Regions from separate parts of the Homo sapiens genome. Here regions 1 and 2 are each linked to region 3. Evidence: chromatin contacts called from ENCODE Hi-C or POLR2A ChIA-PET data. All regions are on one chromosome and are shown on one strand. The core of a region is the stretch at or near the end of the contact, and the rest is flanking DNA. Distances in the headings are between cores, read along the strand shown.

The links. A loop is a pair of places that touch in the nucleus more often than their neighbours do. ChIA-PET counts read pairs that join two places held with the same protein, here RNA polymerase II (POLR2A). Pooled maps may share reads with other maps.
Region 1: a loop to region 3 is called in a pooled map, with 2.7 times the contacts of the local background. The contact joins the promoter of DNAH1 here to the promoter of ACY1 in region 3. A Hi-C loop is called at or near these places in 5 of 50 pooled maps. POLR2A ChIA-PET finds 5 or more read pairs at or near these places in 3 of 52 experiments (HepG2, OCI-LY7 and activated CD4-positive, alpha-beta T cell).
Region 2: a loop to region 3 is called in a pooled map, with 2.4 times the contacts of the local background. The contact joins the promoter of SEMA3G here to the promoter of ACY1 in region 3. A Hi-C loop is called at or near these places in 1 of 168 maps with a recorded cell type or tissue (CD8-positive, alpha-beta T cell), 3 of 37 single-sample maps with no recorded cell type and 7 of 50 pooled maps. POLR2A ChIA-PET finds 5 or more read pairs at or near these places in 4 of 52 experiments (Caco-2, activated B cell, activated T-cell and 1 more).

The regions. Positions count from the first base shown.
Region 1 is chr3:52,314,601-52,317,910 of GRCh38, forward strand. DNAH1 (dynein axonemal heavy chain 1) reads left to right here and starts at 1,719. Exons shown (of 78, transcript NM_015512.5): 1 at 1,719-1,945. RefSeq lists an enhancer at 2,233-3,171 and a silencer at 3,110-3,310.
Region 2 is chr3:52,443,727-52,446,708 of GRCh38, forward strand. SEMA3G (semaphorin 3G) reads right to left here and starts at 1,377. Exons shown (of 16, transcript NM_020163.3): 1 at 1,187-1,377. The coding sequence starts at 1,301. RefSeq lists enhancers at 474-1,350, 1,351-2,227.
Region 3 is chr3:51,982,243-51,985,631 of GRCh38, forward strand. ACY1 (aminoacylase 1) reads left to right here and starts at 1,293. Exons shown (of 15, transcript NM_000666.3): 1 at 1,293-1,347; 2 at 1,805-1,916; 3 at 2,965-3,029; 4 at 3,119-3,223. The coding sequence starts at 1,823. It overlaps ABHD14A-ACY1 (ABHD14A-ACY1 readthrough), which reads left to right. Exons shown (of 17, transcript NM_001316331.2): 4 at 1,805-1,916; 5 at 2,965-3,029; 6 at 3,119-3,223. RefSeq lists a silencer at 878-1,327.

The DNA of each region.
Region 1 (3,310 bases), core at 469-2,968, 330 kb after region 3:
CCCAGCACCCCCTGACCCCATCCATCAAGTCCACCCTCCAGTTGGGAGAAACAGCAGTGACCATCACATGGTAGGGAGTGAGTCATCTACCAAGTGGTACTGACCATGGTCCTCTGGGGCCCTGAGGAGAGTGTGTGTTCTGTTGGCCAAGGCACTCAGGGAGTGTGTCCTGAGAAGTAGCCCAAGATGGCATGGAAGATCATAGAAAAACAAAGAGGGAAGAGGCTCCGGCAGGGAGGCTGCACAGGAGTAAAGGTGGGCAGGGGATTAGGTGGGGGCTGTGATGGATGAAGATTGTCTGTTCATGGGCCAGTGGTCTTCAGTCCACCAGCCCCGGAGAAACTCTGTTCTACTCCTTGCTTGAGCTCTGGGCTTTCAAGGTCTTGTCTGTCAAGGTGATCATGTGGATCAAAGGAGAATTAAATTTTCTCCATTTTTATTCATCAAAGAAATGATTATGCTGGTCAGAACTGCTGAGGGCAGCTGAGCAATGGCAGGGAGGCTTATGTCGGGGAGGCCTGGGGAGGCAGTGAATCGTAGACCTCACCCATTCCCTTCTCTGACACCCCCCGCCCCCGATGCCTGCAACTCACTTTCTTGTGGCATAGCTCAGAGCTCCAGGCCTAGAAAATCAGAGGAAGATCCTGGGGGCCCAAGAGGGAGGCTGGGGACAGGTGGGGAGCGGGTAGCTCAGCCACTCAGTCTGGATGCCTGTCACCTTCCGTTCTGGCTGGCCAGCCACATGAAGGGCCCATTCTGCTGCCCATTCACAAGGGGCTTTCATCTCTGCAGCCAGTGAAGCATTGCTCCCATCTCAGCCAGCAAGGAGACACAGGGGAGGGGGTGTGCAGACTTGCCATGACCTCAGACTCCATGCTGGAAAGGCATGGCCCTGGGCCAGGGCATCCTAAGCAGCCCATCTGCCCCAATCCCCCAGCTTCCAGGCCACCAGAGTCCTCAGCAAGGGGGATCTGAGTAAGAGATGGGCAGTGACTCCCCAACTCTTGTAGAAACCTAGTCCTCCCATTTCAACAAGGGTAAGGCTGACCTCTCTTCCAGCTTATTCAGGGCAAAAGATGGCCCTCCCATCACAAGAGGGGCAGGAGTCCAGTGGGTCATGGCTCAGCCCCCTGCTCCTTTCCCAGGGAGCAAGGTAAGTATGGTGGCCTTCAGGACAGGGCAGGAAGACCAAAGCCTGAACCCTTGCGCAGCCATGGGAGAAGACAGCACATTAGAGGGTAGCCCCTGAGACCCAGGAGAACAGGGACTGACTCACGGTGTCCTTCCAGGGAGGAGGGAGGCAGTCATATCCACAGCCCGCCCTTGAAGAGGGGCGAAGTGGAGCTGGCAGGGCTGCTGGTAAAAGCAGCACCCCCGACCCCCACCCCTCAAGTCCATTCTCCAGTTGGGAGAAACAGCAGTGACCATCACATGGTAAGCAGTGAGTGGTTCTGTGAGCTGGGCCTCCTGAGAGTGGACCCTTTCAGCTGTGGCCTGTCCATCTGTCCAGCAGCCACAGCCCCTGTGATGTCACCAGCCCACTGTGTTGCTTGGCAACTTTCCAGGATTAGCATTCTGCCCCTCTCATCCCTGACATCCCACCATAGGCTGATGTTGCCATGGCAACCCGGATAGATGCTGCAGCTTTTTGGACAGCTGTACCTAGTGTGGGAAGTGCCAGGCAAAAGCAGGGAAGCAGGTGCCTCTCTACAGGCCAAGGGGGGTACCCAACCTATACGCAGACCCATTGAGCAGCCAGACTGCCCTAAACAGGGCTATGGAGTCCTTGTCCCTTCTAAGAGCTGTGGACACCTTGCCTCCAGTTCCCCTCACAGTCCTTTCTTCCTTCTGCAGTGATCACTGAGTACCTGTGTGAATGCCAACAAGAAAAATAAAACCACAGTTTGGATTCAGGAAAGGTTGCACCACCATCAGGTCTTGAAGGGTGAGTAGGAGTCCGCCAGATGCAGGAGTGGATGGAGACAGGTTCTAGACAGAGGAAGCAGAAGCCTGTGCAAGGGCTGAACCACTGTCTCCAGGCATAGATTACACCCTGCCTCTAGGTTCCTCATGGCCTGGCCTCTCCATCTTTCCCACTCAATACACTTTATGGTGGGGATAGGGTCCAGTTCAGTTCCAGACACTTAGTGCCCAGCAACAGGCCTGGCACCAAGCCAGCACGACTAAAATGCCAAGTAAAATTCAACATCAGGGCCTATGACCTCCCCTAGTACTAACCGTCTCAGCAAGTCTGTTTCCCCATCTGTGAAATGGGGCCAGTTTTGAGAAGGCTGTGGGCAGGGGTTCTCAGGTACAGATGGGGTGATGTTTTTCTTTTGGTTCTTTTGGTTTGTAAACCACTTCTTTCCCTTACAGAAAAAATTGGAAGACTAGTACATGGACATCTGTGACCTTCAGATTCCCTAATTGTTATATTGCAGCACTTTTGCTTTATCTCCTCTTTGTCTTTTTATCTAGCTATGCTTACCTATATGTATAATTTTTGCTGAACCATTTGAAAGGAAATTGTAGCGGACATTCTGACGTGTTTCTTCAAACACTTCAGGCCACGTCAACTAAGGACAGTCTGATACAACCACAGTAGCATTATCACATCTAAGAAAATTAACAATAATTCAATATTCAGAATAGGGCAGGAAGATCAAAACCTGAACCCATGCCAGGTGCTGAGAGCAGATGAGGGGCATCAGAGGGTGGGCGCCCGAGCCGAGGGGTGTCGGGCGCATCCGCTGCCCAGCGGAAGCGGCGGCCTGAGTGGAGTCACCGTGCAATGGGTGGGTGTGGCTTTGTGAGCCAAGCCCCAGGAGAACCAGAACCCACCTTTTCCTCAGTGCCCTGACCAGCTGTCCCGCAGCTGTGGCTTAAATGCCAACTTCCAGTTCGTAAATTTCTTCAATTATTCCTCCCCAAATTATTTACATATGTATATGTATTTAAATCAGGATTTAATCAAAGTTCTCACGCTGCATTTAGCTGTTTCGCTGCTTACTCTAAAAGGGCACAGGAGGGAAGATGGGTGGGTAATGGAGCCTAGAAGAGTGACGCTCCCTGGTCGGCCCTAATCCTGCCGATCGGGGCATATGCTGGAACATCCCAGTCCCACTGTCCTGGGCGGAAGTAACCGAGACCTGGAGTTGGTGGGTAGGTAAGGGTTCAGGCTGGGGAGGTTCGCGGACGGAAGCTCCCGCCCTGCGGTGCCGGATGGCCCCGCCCCTTAGCAACGGCCTAGCGTCCCTCCCTAGAGACGGGGCTGATGCATCCCCGCACTGCTCGGTGGAACCGGTACGTC
Region 2 (2,982 bases), core at 127-2,626, 460 kb after region 3:
GGGAACTTTCCCTATTTGGGGCTTTTTCTAGCAGTCTGACCTCCCCGCAAAACCACAGCTCCCGGAACAAGACCACATTCCCCTCAGCCTCTCCAGGGACGAGCGCCATCTCCCCCAGCAGACTGGGCTTCCCAGGGGAAGGTGGTCACCCCTCTGGTTTCCTCAGGAAGGATCTGCCAAGAGCCTGTCTCGGGCCTTCCCTGGGCCCATCCGTGGAGGCCTGAGCCGGCTCACATGTCTAGGGTAGAACACAGGAACCCCCAGGCTGGGATGTGCAAAAAGGGGAGGTGAAACTCCCCCTGGGCTGGGGCGCTTCTTGGGTGCAGGAGCACATGAACAAGCCCACTCTGGGAAGTGGGCTGCAAGGGGGGTCCTCCCCTTCTCTGTGGCCCCAGGACCAAGGGATAGCATGCTGCCTGCTCTCCCGTTGGCCACCCTGGGCAAAAAGTGCCAGTTGAGCCCAGACAGACCCTTCAGCCCCACCCTCTCTGTCACTCTCCCCTGCCTGGTCCCTTCCTCTGTCTCCTCCCCATCTTTATTGAGCTCTCTCAGGGTCTCCATCTGTCCCTTTCTCAGCACTCCCCCTCAGGTGCCTCCCACCGCCACCCTGGTCCTGTCTCCCAGGACCTGCCTCCCTCCCACTCCCCGAGAGCTGTGCAGGGAGAGGCTCCCTCCCCTACAGCTGACCAGGCACCCAAGAGCCCAAGCCACCCAAACAGGGCACACGCACACAAACAGGGCACACGCACCCAAACAGGGCACACGCACACAAACATGGCACACGCACACAAACTCGGCACACGCACCCAAACAGGGCACACGCACACAAACTCGGCACACGCACACAAACACTGCACACGCACCCAAACAGGGCACACGCACACAAACACGGCACATGCACCCAAACAGGGCACACGCACACAAACAGGGCACACGCACACAAACACGGCACACGCAAACTCGGCACACGCACACAAACTCGGCACACGCACACAAACACGGCACACGCAAACTCGGCACACGCACACAAACTCGGCACACGCACACAAACACTGCACATGCACACAAACACGGCACACGCACCCAAACAGGGCACATGCACACAAACACGGCACATGCACCCAAACAGAGCGCACACACACAAACAGGGCACATGCACACAAACAGGGCACGCAGGGGCTGGTACCTCGGTAGGAGAGCCGCAGGCGGGGCACACTGGGGCCGGGGCTGGGGCCAGAGCTACCCCCATGGAGCAGGAGGCCCCCTAGCAGCCAGCAAATGGCCCAGGCCGAGGGGGCCATGCTGGGGAACTGAGGGCACCGCTGCCGCCTGCCTGCAGAGCCGCCCTCTGGTCCCGCTGGCCGCCGGTTGTAGTTTGCTCTGCTGCCACCAGGCCACCACTTATAAGGCAGTGGCTCCACCCAGTCCTGGGCGGGAAGAGGGGCGGAGGAGAGAAGGAGGCTGGGGCCTTGCCGTCCACCTGCCGCTTCTCCTTCCACCTTGTTGGCCCAGTGCAGGCTTTTGTGCCACACTGGCCAGCTCCCCATTGGGAAGACCTTCCCAGCTAGGGCACAGGCCATGTGTACAGAGATGTCCACAAATGCAGGTCCCCAGGCTCCAGCAAAGTGACAAGTGGGGAGAGAGCCTGGAAGGGAGGTCAGGGATCAGAGGTTAAAGTTGATGGGCTGGGTAGGGGCCTAGCTGGGCTCTGCCTTGTTCTCTGCCCCTCCACTGCCCACAGCAGAGACCTTCCAAACTGGCCCTGCCCCAATTCCAGGATATTCCAGCCCCCTGAAGCTTTGGCCAGACTCTCCAGCTCCCCTGGGTAAGGGTGGAGGGCCATTCCCAGCCCAAGGGGCGCCATGTCCTAGACAGGTGTTTGAGGTCCGGCAACACTTCATAGAGCCAGCAAGAGATGACTGCCCAGCCTCTTCCACCCAGGCCTGTCCCCATCTGGCTTCCAGGCACCCCAGCCTCTCCCCACATCTACATGCCCCATCTCAGCTCACCAGGCTTGCTTTGGGGTAGGGGACAGGGGCATCAGGGGACTCCATGCCGAGGGAACCTCCCCTTGCCCTGCCTCCCTCAGGCCTCCAGTCCTTCCAGAGACTCAGGGTCCAGAGCTTCCCCAGGTCAGTGATGGTTCTTCCCAGGGACCCCATGCCCCATAGGCCCTACAGACACCTATGATCTCTTAGAGGTCACTTCCCCCACCCTGAATACTGACTGGGTGGCGGGGGGCACAGAAAGCCACAGAAGAGGGCCAAAGGGGAAATGGGACTGAGGGCCTGAATCTGGGGTGAGTGACGGGACCTCCCCATGCTCCCTGCCCCAGAACAGTCGCCACCTCACCCCACCCCAGAACCCTACACTCAGAACCTGAGGCCCTGGGCACTAAAGAGATTTTAATTTTGAGCTGGAGTTTGAGTTCCCAGGATTCTAACAGCTCCTGCAGGTTGGGCCTCCCACATGGACCGGCCTGGGCCCTCTGATGGTGGTCAGGGAACTTGCGGGGCACTCAGAGAGGGAAGGACCTGGCCCAGGCCACAGAGCAGGCTGAGAATGGGTCCAGCTCAGCTCTGCCCCTTCCTGGGACCCTCCTTTGCTTCTGGGCGTTGTTGGGAGTATGGGGACCCCACCCTCCTCCCCTACCTCAATCCTGAAATGGAAACAGGTTGGCTTCTTGGGTCAGCATGACAGGTCTCAGAGACCTACAACTCTGCCTCCCTGTCCCCAGCTCCCTTCACTCACACATGCCTTCTTCAGCAGGGGGCTGGCCTGGAGGTGGGCAAGGGGCTGCCCACAGAGGCCAGTGATGGAGCTCAGCCCAGCCCTGCCTCTGGCCCTGCTGGAGAGCCTTGGCCAAGGCCCTTCCATCTCTGGGTCTGCCTCTTCCTCCCAGGGCCAGGGACCAGCCACCCTGGGTGTAAGCAGCCTTCATAACCTGATGAGTGGGCTTGCGCAGGGGCTGCTGTCAGGGTG
Region 3 (3,389 bases), core at 43-2,542:
ATAATTAGCCAGCATTGTTATGAGTTAAAGTCTATTTGCCCGCATGAATAAATAGGTAAATAATTAGCCAGCATTGTTGTGAGTTAAAATCTATTTGCCCGCATGACAGAGTGAGACTCTGTATCAAAAAAATAACTAAATAAAGAATTATCCAGCATTGTTATGAGTTAAAGTCCATTTGCCCCCATGTTATGTGTGAGCAGCCAAGACTTAAACCTCAGGAAAGGTGGGACAGAACCCTTCCCACAGCGTGCCTCCTTGGCCTAGAGATTGAAGTCTTTGTCCCTCACCCTTCCCCAAGCTGACTCAGCCCCTGGAGCAGAGGGCAGACCTGGCTGGGAGTACAAAGGGCAGCTGGGGCACAAGTGGGCAACTGCAGCTGTGGCCTGCAGGGGGCCAGTGGTACACCTGTGCCTGTTTAGCCTCCCCCTCTGGTGGCTGCAGAAGAGCCAGTTTCCTCACACTGTCCATCCAGGGTCACAATTACATCCATTCACAGTGACTTCATCACACCCACCCACCATCTCACACTGTCACATACACAATCATATCCACTGATAGACTGCACACGCAGTGGCACGCTTAAACCGTCACACGTGCTCTTGTCCATGCATTCATTCCCATTCTAGGCACTGTCCGGGCTCGGCACGGCCCCGGGCAGAACCTTGCAGGAAGTGGAGCTCACAGCCTCCTGGAGTTCAGTGTGGGCAGACAGACATTGGCCAATAACTTCAGTACAAGTGGAGCTGAGGCGTCAGGGAGGACCTCCCCGAGGGGCTGAGGCCTGCAGTGGGGAGCCGTTGGAGACTTGCCGAGGAGGGCGAGGGCGCAGGCCCAGGGCTTTGCAGCTCTGCATCTTGAGAGCCTCGGGGCGGCCCCCTTTCCTCCCGCCCTATCCGGGGGCTGAAGGAGGAGGCGCCCTTAGGGGACGGGACCGTCCTGAGCTCCCGGCGCATACCTGGGGGCAGGAGTGGCAGGCGTGTCGTGTGGGGCGGGGCGAGCCTGTCAGAGCAGGGCCAGCCCGGAGCTCGCAACTCGCGGGGCGGCGCTGGCCGCGGCGGCCGCTGCCCGGGGACGGGATCCGGATCTAATCCTCCAGTAATCTCGCTGAGGCCCGAACCAGAGGCGGGCGGGGACATCCGCGCCGACGCGGCCGCTGGCGCCGGGACGGCCCTCACTGACGGTCTTCGGTCTCCGCCCCGACATCCGGCCTCGGCCACGTGGTGGGCGGACCGGGGCGGTCCTGAGCCTGCGACCTCGCAGGCGACCTCGCTGGACCCTAAGTCCAGGCCACAGTCAGGGAAGGGCGCTGAGAGGCGAGCGTGAGCCCAGCGACAGGAGAGTGAGGTGGGGGCCCTGGGGAGGGATAGAGGGACTGGGGCTCCGTGGCTTGAAAGCCGGGCAACTGGGAGGCGTTGGGGTTTTTCTTGTTTGTTTTTTGTTTTTGTTTTTGCCTTTTTTTTTTTTTAGGAGGGCGGGGGGAGTACAAGTCTGGGTTCAAACCTTGCTCAGCTACTCTATGAGCTGTCCTTGAACCTCTCTGAGCCTCTCAGCTTTCTCCTCTGTAAAGTGGGCATTCTGAGCACAAACTTCATGGGGCTCTTTTGGGGATTAAATAAGGAAATGTGCTGGAAGCAGACAGCCCAGCGCCTGAAACAGAATGGGTGCTCCTTAATGGGGGCTCCGAAACACGGTATCCTACCCCTGTGGGAAGTCCGGGAGCCGCCGTGGGGACAGGCTGTGTGCAGGAGCTCACCATTTCCAGGGTCTTGGAGGGGTAGTTAGCCATTCACTTTGCCCCCAGCTCACCACGCGCAGCGCCATGACCAGCAAGGGTCCCGAGGAGGAGCACCCATCGGTGACGCTCTTCCGCCAGTACCTGCGTATCCGCACTGTCCAGCCCAAGCCTGACTATGGTGAGAAGACGGTGGTTCCAGAGCCTGTGACGGGGCCTAAGGGACGGGGACTGTGCTCTAAACCAGCCTCCAACCCCTGTCACCCAGCTGAGCCCCACTCTGCTGTCCCAAATGGCTCCCCAACCCCTCCAGCCATTCCCCAAGTAAATAGACTGAGGCAGCCCCTCCAGGTTAGGGAGGAACCCTTTCCCCAGAGACTCTGCTGCTGACCAAGGTTACTCCTGGCAGCTGGTTAAAGAAAAACTTCACCTCACTCTCCAGGGCAGGAGTGGTGGGGGAAGCCTGAGGCAGCCACAGGGAAAGGAGAGGCCCTCCAGAAGCCCACTGGGGCTGGACAAAGGCCACAGCCCTTAGGGAGTCAAGCTTGGTGGCTAGGGCCTGGGAGGTGGCTCCTGCCTGTTATCCCAGCACTTCAGGAGGTTGAGGCTGGCAGATTGCTTGGGCCCAGGAGTTCAAGACTAGCTTGAGCAACATGGCAAGACTCTGTCTCTACAGAAAAAATACAAAAATTAGTCAGGAATGGTGGCACACCTGTAGTCCCAGCTACTCCAGAGGTTGAGGTGGGAGGATCGCTTGAGCCTGGGAGGTTGAGGCTGCAGTGAGCCGAGATCGCACCACTTCACTCCTGCCTTGGTGACAGAGTGAGACCCTGTCTCAAAAAAAAAAAAAAAAAAAGGAAAAGAAAAAAAAAAAACTTAGTGGCTGGGAATTGTGTACATGGGTCCAAATTCCTCCTCTGTGATTAATCAGCTGAGAGATGGTGGGTGAATCTCTTCATGTCTCTGTGCCATAGTTTCCCATATTTAAGGAAGATAACACCTTCCTCCAACCCTGTGTCCAGACATCCCCCTGGACTTCCAGAAAGGGTCACTGAGTAGCCAAAAATATCTTCTTTCTTGGGGATGGAAATGCAAGCATCTCTGAGGGATATGGAGTGTGTCGGGGAGGCAGCAGCCCATTTCTGGGTATGCTCCACTCTCCGGGCTGCCTGGGCTGGTGGGAAGCTGTGGGTAGGCAGAAGCAGCCCCAAGACACTCTGTGCCTCCAGGAGCTGCTGTGGCTTTCTTTGAGGAGACAGCCCGCCAGCTGGGCCTGGGCTGTCAGAAAGTAGAGGTGAGCCTGGGGCCCTAAGCGGGGAAGGGAGGTGGGCCTGGGCACTTCCTCACCCTGCTCAGACCACCTACCCTCCTGACCATCTCCAGGTGGCACCTGGCTATGTGGTGACCGTGTTGACCTGGCCAGGCACCAACCCTACACTCTCCTCCATCTTGCTCAACTCCCACACGGATGTGGTGCCTGTCTTCAAGGTGTGTAAGGGGCTGGGGAGGTGGGCAGTGCAGGCCTTGGGGACAGACATGATGCAGACCCCAGGATTCAACCTCAAGTTGCTCATGGTCCTGGCCCCAGTCCTGACACTAACTCTCAACATCCTTATGACATTACACCACTCAAGCAGCCTTCATCCAGCAGCAA